Regions from separate parts of the Homo sapiens genome. Here region 2 is linked to region 1. Evidence: read pairs that join two places in POLR2A ChIA-PET (ENCODE). Cell type or tissue: A673. All regions are shown on one strand.

The links. Peaks named below come from ENCODE experiments on the same cell type or tissue, not always from the same donor. Only the 100,000 strongest peaks of a DNase experiment are listed, where the experiment ranks them.
Region 2: POLR2A ChIA-PET joins it to region 1 with 7 read pairs; 4 of 35 experiments call an interaction of 5 or more read pairs at or near these places.

What each region holds. Positions count from the first base shown.
Region 1 is chr22:42,562,038-42,567,037 of GRCh38, forward strand. It overlaps SERHL2 (serine hydrolase like 2), which reads left to right. Exons shown (of 12, transcript NM_014509.5): 9 at 4,267-4,301. It also overlaps the pseudogene RN7SKP80. Among named protein-coding and RNA genes, the nearest start is that of SERHL2, 11 kb to the left of the region's middle. In A673, no CTCF peak of the experiment used is centred here; no DNase peak of the experiment used is centred here.
Region 2 is chr22:42,372,742-42,377,741 of GRCh38, forward strand. No RefSeq gene overlaps it. Among named protein-coding and RNA genes, the nearest start is that of LINC01315, 6.0 kb to the left of the region's middle. In A673, a CTCF peak has its summit at 2,117; DNase peaks (open chromatin) are centred at 460, 2,200 and 2,450.

The sequences.
Region 1 (5,000 bases):
GCAAGAGGGAGGGCTGAGAAAGAGGTGAACCCTGGGTCTGGGGGAAGTGGTCAGCTGGCTGGAACGTTGTGTGCAGACAAGCCCTCTGCAGCAGTTGTGGCCTTTTGGGACCCAGCATTAACCTAAAAGAAGACAGTACCCAGCCAGAACCCCCCACCCAGTGCCTCAAGGACAATGTAGGTTCCTCCCAAATGCTTCCCTCCAACCCCAGGGCCCCTGAGAGTTCACATTCTATTCTGAACTGGGATAACTTCCCTTCCCTGCCCCCATCATCCAACCTGATTCCTCCAGAATCTGGAGCTTAAACAACCAAGACACATTCCCCCACAGTTCCGGAGTTCAGGGTCCAAGGTCAAGGCCTCGGCAGGGCTGGTTCCTTCTGAGGGCTGTGAGGGAGTATCTGTTCCCACCTCTCTGGCTGCTGGGAGCCTCAGGAGCCCGTTGGCTTGTGTGTGAGGTTCTCTGGGTGGGTTACAGAGTGCGTGAGAAGGGGAGGGCTCGTGGAGGACGCAGAGTGGGGAGGGCAGCGAGCATTGTTGGAGAGGCTGCAGCTCCACTTCCTCTTTTGAATAGGAAGGTCTGGGTGGGCCTCATGAGAAGGTGACTTTTGAGCAAAGCAGTGAAGGTACGGGAGCTGCTCCTACGGACTCCAGGAGGAGAAAGGAGCTGGCAGGACAGGCCTGGAGGTGTGAGCTGGTGGTGCAGGATGGGGAGAGAGCAGCAGAGATGAGCTCTTTATCTTCTCATCTAAGTTTAAGCCCCACAATACTGGCTTTCTGGAAACCATCTTGAGGTGTTCCCATGAAGGAGGGAGGGGCCCACTCTGCCTGGGGTGCCCTAAGGACAGAGGGACAGTCTGTGTCAGTCTGGCCCCTGGCCAAGCGTATTCACACATGCCTGTAATCCCAGCACTTTGGGAGTCCAGGTGGGAGGACTGTTTGAGGCCAGGAGTTCAAGACCAGCCTGGGCAATATAGGGAGACACCCCCATCTCTACAAAAAATTCAAAAATAAACGGCATGGTGGCACACCTGTGGTCCCAGCTACTTAGGAGGCTGAAGTGGGAGACTCACATGAGCTCAGGAGTCGGAGGCTGCATTGAACCTTGATTGTGCCACTGCACTCTAGCAAGACCCTGGCTTTTTCTTTTTTTCTTTTTTTTTTTTTTTGTTGTTGTTGTTGTTTTCAACAGGGTCTTGCTCTGTCACTCAGGCTGGAATGCAGTGGCGTGACCATGGCTCACTGCAGCCTTGGCCTCATGGGCTCAGGCGATCCTCCTACCTCAGCCTCTTGAGTAGCTGGGACCACAAGTGTGCAGACCACACCTGGCTAATTTTTGTATTTTTTTGTAGAGATGGAGTTTCGCCATGTTGCCCAGGCTGGTCTCGAACTCCTGAACTCAAGCGATCCTACTGACTCGACCTCCCAAAATGGTAGGATTACAGGTGTGAGTCACCATGCCCAGCCAACCCTGTCTTAAAAACAAAACAAAAATATCTGGCCCCTGAAGCCCCGTGCTGTGGGGGAGGCTCAAATCTTTCTCATAAGCTGGACTGCATACAGGTTGCAGATAATAATTTGTTTAACTTGTGCAGTTTAATCAAAAACATTTGGCATGGGGGGAATTTTGAATAGATTGCCCACATTTTATTTTTTATTATACTCTTTTTATTTTTTGGAGGAAGGGCCCAAGGACCAGAGCAGAAGGGCTATTATTTTAAATAGAAAGATTTTATGTAAAAATACAGATTTCTAGACCAGGCACAGTGGCTCATGCCTGTAATCCCAGCGCTTTGGGAGGCTGAGGTGGGTGAATCACCTGATGTTGGGAGTTCGAGACCACCCTGACCAACATGGAGAAACCCCGTCTCTACTAAAAATACAAAAGTAGTTGGGCGTGATGGCGCATGCCTGTAATCCCAGCTACTGGGGAGGCTGAGGCAAGAGAATCGCTTGAACCGGGAGGTGGAGGTTGCAGTGAGCTGAGATCATACCATTGCACTCTAGCCTGGGCAACAAGAGTGAAACTTCGTCTCAGAAAAAAAAAAGACAAGAAAAAACATGTCTTTTGTATGGCTTCTGGAATTTGAGTCATAGTTAAAAGGTCATGCTTGACACTAATATTATTTTGGGTCTAGCACTAGCATTTAAATATTTACTACATTGGATCCTTATCTAGTATACAAAGTGAGGTTTGCATCTGACTTCATCTTTTTCCAGATGGCTCCTCAGGTGCCTAATGCCATTTTTAGACAAGTCTATCTTTACCCTGTTCATGTAAGGGGCTGCCTTGGTCAGACAGTGAATGCCCATCTGTACTTGGGTCTGTCTCTGACTGCCTGTCTATGATCTTACTGTACCACACATTTTAAACTGAGGCCCGACACAGGATTTTTTTTTTTCTTTTTTTTTGAGACGGGGTCTTGCTTTTGTCGTCCAAGCTGGAGTATAATGGCACAATCTCGGCTCACCGCAACCTCCACCTCCTGGGTTCAAGTAATTCTCCTGCCTCAGTCTGCCAAGTAGCTGGGATTACAGGTGCCCACCACCATGCCTGGCTAATTTTTGTATTTTTAGTAGAGATGGGGTTCACCATGTTGGCCAGGCTGGTCTCGAACTCCTGACCTCAGGTGATCCACCTGTCTTGGCCTCCCAAAGTATTGGGATTTCAGGTGTGAGCCACCGCACCCGGCCTGAGGATTTTCGCATCTGACGGGACCGTCTCCCTTCATGGCTCTTTTACAGAGTTTTTCTACTAGTCTTTTTTCTTTTCCTTTTTGAGACAGGGTCTTGCTGTGTTGGCCAGACTGGATTGCAGTGGCAGGATCTCGGCTCACTGCAGCCTCTGCCTCCTGGGCTCAAAGAACCCTTCCACTTGAGTCTTCCCAGTAGCTGGGACTACAGGAGTGTGCCACCATGCTCGGCGCGCGCGTGTGTGTGTGTGTGTGTGTACACGCAACAAGGCCATTTATTTCACCTGGGTGCAGGCGGGCCGAGTCCGAAAAGAGAGCAAAGGGTGATGGGATGACTACGCTACGTTCTCCTACAAATGGACCTTGAGAGCTTGTTTGGAGGTTCTAGCAGGGGAGCGCAGCTACTCGTATACCCTTGACCGAAGACCGGTCCTCCTCTATCGGGGATGGTCGTCCTCTTCGACCGAGTGCACAGTTTCGGGAGGGACGCACATGGAGCGGTAAGGAAGGGAGGGGACACCCGCCTAGCCGCCAGATCAGCTGAATCAACCCTGGCGATCAATGGGGTGACAGATGTCGCAGCCAGATCACCCTCACATCTTTTTTTTTTTTTTGAGACGGAGTCTCACTCTGTCACCTGGGCTGGAATGCAGTGGCTCGATCTCGGCTCACTGCAACCTCTGCCTCCCGGGTTTAAGCGATTCTCCTGCCTCAGCCTCCCGAGTAACTGGGATTACAGGCACCTGCCACTACGCCCAGCTAATTTTTGTATTTTTAGTAGAGACCAGGTTTAACCATATTGCCCAGGCTGGTCTTGAACTCCTGACCTCGTGATTCGCCTGCCTCGGCCTCCCAAAGTGCTGGGATTACAGGCTTGAGCCACCATGCCTGGCCTTGGCTAATTTTTTAGTTTTTTTGTGTAGAGATGGGGTCCTGCTCCATTGCCCACGCTGGTCTCAAGTGATCCTCCCACTTCGGCCTCCCAAAGTGCTGGAATTACAGGTGCCTGACCTCCTGCTATTCTTACCTGTGTAATTTTTCCACGTGAACTTGAGAATCAGGTGGTTTAGGCCCCCCACCAAGAAAATCTTGTTGGTATATCATATATGTATGGTTTTTTAGTGGTTTTTGTTTGATTTTTTGAGACAGAGTCTTGCTCTGTCGCCTAGGCTGGAGTGCAGTGGCACGATCTCAGCTCACCACAACCAGTGACACCATTGGTACTTATTTGCTTCTTCCTAGTGACTAAAGGAATGAATGAGTTTCTCAGAGACTAGAGCTCCACCGTCCACGAGGCTATTAGCCTAAGCTCCCGCCCTCATTCTGCACCGGCCCTTTGGGGTGGCCGGTGAGGGCCCATGTGGGCTGACAGGTCTGTGGCCAGGTGGCTGTGGTCTAGCCCTGCTCCAGCTGGACCCCAGGACAGGGAGTCCTGGGCAGCTGAGGACGTCGGGGGCAGGTGGGAGAAATGGGCCCTGGCTGCAAAGGCCTGGAGGGTTCCAGCAAAGTCACGGAGCGTCCCCTGACCCTGATGGACAGCATTGACGCTGCTGTCTTTGTGCTTCCGCCTCCAGGTCTGGTTCTGAACAGAGACCAGAGGCTCGCCTGGGTGAGTACCACTGCCTCCGGGTCCCCCGCCAAGGTTTGCCTGTTAGCGTCTTTGTCGTTTTTGAAAATTACAGGCCAGGCGTGGTGGCTCACGCCTGTAATCCCAGCTACTCAGGAGGCTGAGGCAGGACAATCGCTTGAATGGGAGGCAGAGGTTGCATTGAGCCGAGATAGCACCACTGCACTGCAGCCTGGGCGACAGAGCGAGACTCCATCTCAAGAAAAAAAAAACAAAAGAAATTATATAGCTAACATAATACTTAATGATTGTCAATTTAACCGTTTGTAAGTATGCACTTCAGTGGCATTAAATACAGTCGATGGAGGTGAGGAGAGGAGGGAGACATCCCAGGCACTGGCTGCTGCACAGGGAAAAGCTCGAAGTCAGCTCGGTGCATCTGTTGAGAGGGGGATTCCTGATAGAGGCTGTGAAGATTAAAGAGGGGAGGGGCAGGATGACAAAGGTTCTCAAAAAACAGCGTCCCATCTGGAGGCCTGTGTCACTGGAGCACTTGTATTAATAGAAACTTGGCCATCTCTGCCAGTGAGGGGCTGTAGGACCTTGGGCAAGGTGCTTACCCTCTCTGAGCCTTGGTTGTCTCACGTGCAAAAAGAAAGTGCTTTCATTCGCTCAGCTGGTTTATGAGCAGCTTGGCTAGGGGAGCCAAGCCCTGGGCCTGCCTTTGAAGGGTTGTTGTCG
Region 2 (5,000 bases), 190 kb before region 1:
GCGACAGACAGAGACTCCATCTCAAAAAAAAAAAAAAAAAAAATAGTGGGTGCTTCAATCATAGCTGCACATAGCTGCAATATTTCATTTGACAGAGTCAGATGGGGGACTTAGATGCTTAAGCTTATCTCTGTACTTTTCCATGTCTTCGAAATATTTCATTAACATCCACACACACACAAAAATGGCAGGGGAGAGGTTAAGTGTTTCTAAATTCTAGTTTGGGATTTATAAATGGCTTCAAATACCAGTGTGCCTTACTTTACACAGTGGAGAGGGTCTTAAAATTCTGCGTCAATTGAATCCCGTTGGCCTACCCAGTAAATCTTAACGCCTCTGATGCTCTAGCTTCATTTCTGATTGATTTTCCCTGGCAGAGGTACCAAATTCTTTGCTTTAAGTGTCAGGCTCTCTCTGTCAAGTAGTTAATGACCTATAAAGCACTTAAAACGTACTGGAGGAGATGCGATTTGGAGGCACCCTGCAGTGTATCCTCTCTTATTGTCGGTAATCACCCCTCATTTATTTGCTCTTATTGGTTTGGAATTTGCTATCAGGTTTTCCTAAAGCCAAGCCCACCAGGAATGGTCCAATTCTATGTGGGCCCAGATGGGTGCCGGGATTGGAACCTAGGGGCAGTGGGCAGCCAGTGTGGCCTCTTTCCTCACGAGCCCTTCGGCTTGGGTGCCCTGGTCATCTCATGGCCACACATTCAGCGGCTCTGCCTCTTGCCAGCTGAGTGATCTTGAGCATTCAGTGCCCCCCTCCAAGCCTCACTTTCCTCTTCCACACTGCCCCAGAGCTGGTGCCTGCCCCTGAACAACTGGAAGATGACTCCAGCCTGGTGAAGTCAGTGCTGGGAGCCGTAGAAGAGGCCCAAGGTCAGGGTGAGCATGGAGGTCATGACCGAGGCAAGCTCCAGGGTCAGAGGTCATAGGAAGCATCCCCAAGGAGCACAAAACAGGGTGGGCCACTGACCTCGGGGCAGAAGAGCCTCTCAGAGAGGGGCCCAGCCTGGGAGGCAGAATAGGCTCTTCTAGGAGGGAAAGTGTCTTCATTTTCTTTTCTTTTTTTTTCCTTGAGACGGAGTCTTGCTCTGTCGCCCAGGCTGGAGTGCAATGGCGCAATCTTGGCTCATTGCAACCGCCATCTCCCAGGTTCAAGCGATTCTCCTGCCTCAGCCTCCTGAGTACTGGGACTACAGGCATGCACCACTACACCCAGCTAATTTTTCTATTTTTAGTAGAGACAGGTTTCGCCATGTTGGCCAGGCTGGTCTCAAACTCCTGACTTCAGGTGATCCACCTGCCCTCAGCCTCCCAAAGTGCTGGGATTACAGGCGTGAGCCTGGCCAGTGTCTTCATTTTCTATGGCTGCTGTAACTAATCACCACAAACCTGGTGACTTAAAACAACACACGTTATCCCTATTGAAAAGCCGGGAGAAAAAAGAAAGAAAAAAATTATTTTTTAAAAACCCACAACACGACACACATTTATTTTCTTACAGTTCTCAAGACCGGAAATTCAGAATCAGTTTCAACAGGCAGAAACCAGGGTGTTCACAGGGCCACGTTCCCTCCAGAAGCTTTGAGGAGTATCCGTTTCCTTGCCCTCTCCTGCTTCTGGGGCTCTGTTCCCCGGCTGTGGCCTCTTCTTCCATGTTCAAAACCAGCGGCGTACCATCTTCAGACCTCTTTCTCTGCTTCCATCATCACACCACCTTCTGCCTTTGGTCTGTAATCTCCCTCTGCATCCCCCTTTATAAGGGCGTTTGTGATTGTAATGATCCAGGATAACCTCCTCATCTCCAGATCCTTAATCACATCTGCGGCGCCTTTGTCATATAAGGTAACATTCACAGGTTCCAGGATTAGGATGTGGATATCTTGGCGAGGGTGGGATTCTTCAGGCTACCACAGAAAGCCACCAACCAAAGTGGTTCAGATCATGGATTCTGAAGCCACTGCTGGGGCCTGAATCTCAACTGCACCATCTGCCAGCTAGGTGACTTTGGGCGAGTTGTTATATCTTTTTAAGGCTCAGTTTCCTCATCTGTGAAATGAGATCAATGCCTACTTATTGCCACAGATAAAAACTGAATAGGCATTTAACCATCTGACAGGTAGAGGGAGTTTCATGCGCCAGAGCCTGGACCTTGAAAGAGGCCCCAGCAGGGCCCTTCTGTAGGAGGAAAGGAGGAAGGGCAGGAAAGGGTACGGGCAGGGCAGGCTGGGTGGAGGAAGAAGCTGAACCACGTCCCAGGGAAGTGTGTGTGTGCTCTGTCCTAAGGGTAATGAACAGGGGACAACAGAAAGTGTTTAAGTAGGGCAATTTTTTTTGGTTTATTTTTGTTTTGTGTTATTGAAATGCAATTCACATATTATAAATTTACCCTTTTAAAGTGTACAATTCAATGGATTTTAGCATATTCAAGAGGTTGCGTAACCATCACTGCTGTCGCATTCCAGAACATTTCCATTACCTCATAAAAAATCCCCATACCCATTAGCAGTTCTTTTTTTTTTTTTTTTTTTTGAGACAGAGTCTTGCTCTGTCGCCCAGGCTGGAGTGCAATGGCGCTATCTCGGCTCACTGCAAGCTCTGTCTCCCGGGTTCACGCCACTCTCCTGCCTCAGCCTCCCAAGTAGCTGGAACTACACGGACCCGTCACCACGCCCGGCTAATTTTTTGTATTTTTAGTAGAGGTGGGGTTTCACCGTGTTAGCCAGGATGGTCTCGATCTCCTGACCTCATGATCCGCCCACCTTGGCCTCCCAAAGTGCTGATTACAGGTGTGAGCCACCGTGCCCGGCCAGCAGTTCTTTTTTTTTTTTTTTTTTTTTGAGACAGAGTCTCACTCTGTCGCCCAGGCTGGAGGGCAGTGGCACCCTGTCGGCTCACTGCAACCTCAGTCTCCTGGGTTCAAGCAATTCTCCTGCCTCAGCCTCCTGAGTAGCTGGGATTATAGGCGCCCACCATCACGCCCAGCTAATTTTTATATTTTTAGTAGAGATATGGTTTCACCATGTTGGCCAGGCTGGTCTCGAACTCCTGACCTCGATGATCCACCTGCCTTGGCCTCCCAAAGTGCTAGGATTACAGGCGTGAGCCACCGTGCCCGGCTGTCTGGATAATTTTTGTATTTTTAGTTGCGATAGGGTTTCACCCATGTTGGCCAGGCGTGGGCCACTGCGCCTGGCCCCCATTAGCAGTTCTAAAGCTCTCTGCAACCTTGAACTCCAATCTTGAGCTCCAGGCTTGAACCCAGGAAGAAGGCAGGGGTGCCTTGAGCACCACAATGACCATCTCTATTTCTGGAACTGGTCACTTGGCTGTGGGTCCTACCCTTATCCCTGGGACTCAGCTGCACAGACTTGTCCCAATGGGTCAGGAAGGACAGCAGCTCTCCTGACTCCACCCCCGTCACATGACATGCCAGGGTTCCCCACCCATAAGGGGCAGGAGATTGTGGGGCTGCTGGAGGAAGTTGTGGGGGCATTTGAGGCTGAGTGCTGGCTAAGCAGCAATGGCTTATGCCGGTAATCCCAGCATTTGGGAGGCCAAGGTGGCAGGATCGCTTGAGCTCAGGAGTTTGAGACCAGCCTGGGCAACACGGCAAAACCCGGTCTCTATGAAAAATACAAAAAATTAGCCAGGTGTGATGGTGCGCACCTGTAGTGCCAGCTACTCCGGAGGCTGAGGTAGAGGACCGCTGGAGCACAGAGGTTGAGGCTGCAGTGAGCTGTGATCGCACCACTGCACTCCAGCCTGGATGACAGAGTGAGACCCTGTCTCAAAAAAAAAAAAAAAAAAAAAAAACCAAACCGAAAACACATTAAAATTTTTCTTTTTGGAAAACCATCCAATCAGCCAGAGAGACACAGAAAAAAAGGAGCTTCTCCAGTGCTCCCCACACACCCCCGCCACCACCCCTGGCCGGGCTCTGTTCTGCTGGCTACTTGGGGGAGTCTCAGGCCCTGAATGATCAGGGACATGTGGCCTGGCCTAGAGGCAGCTGAGGCAGGAGGGAGGCCATCTGGTGAGGCGAGAGGTAGCGGTCAGGACATTGCTGAGTCCGCTGAGGCATCCCCTGGCAGTCACAAGGGCTTCTGGGATCAATTAGCAGAACCACCCTAACAGGGCTCATGGCCCCTGACGCAGGCACGTGTCCTCAGAGCCTCTTGACAGCCTTGGCAGCCAGGAATTGAAAGGAGGTGGGGGAGGGGGATGTCGGCCTTTCCCCTGTGCCTGGCCTCGCCTCCAACAGCTCAGCACAGAGCCTCCCCGCCCTCCCCATTAGGCGGAGGCTGCCGGCCTTCCAGAGCCTGCACTTCTTATTGCCTTGCTTCTCCTGGTGTTGTGGGTGCAGCAACAGTCTGCCTCAATTTTCACATATGTAAAATGGGTCATATACTAATTAAAGATCACTTCCTGGAAATAAAAAAAAAAATTATCCCTTTTTCACTAAGAACAGGTGTTGAATCAACAGCAAAGGAAAAGACTCCTTTATTTTTTGAACAAACAGCTCCTAAGCCCCTACTGTGAGTCAGGCACAGACAAAGAGAGACAAATGAGGTGTTTGCCATGCTTGGGAAACACGGGAATTCTGGGGGGAGATGGATGTGTGTGAACTGATTCAGTTTGAAGAGGTCAAAGAAATGAGAGGATTCAGTAAACTGCTTGGTGTGGGAGGGGGCTTTAAGGAAGACTTCACAGTGGAGGTAGCATTTTTTTTTTTTTTTGAGATGGAGTTTTACTCTGTGGCTGATATCTGTGGTATGTGCCACCACACCCGGCTAATTTTTGTATTTTTAGTAGAGATGGGGTTTTGCCATGTTGGCTAGGCTGGTCTCCGACTCCTGACGTGAGGTGATCTGCCTGCCTTGGCCTCCCAAAGTGGTGGGATTGTAGGCGTGAGCCACTGTGCCCAGCTGGAGGTAGCATTTGAGCAGGAATTCCTCAGGCAAAGAATAGGGTGCAGGTCCTCAGGGCAGGGAG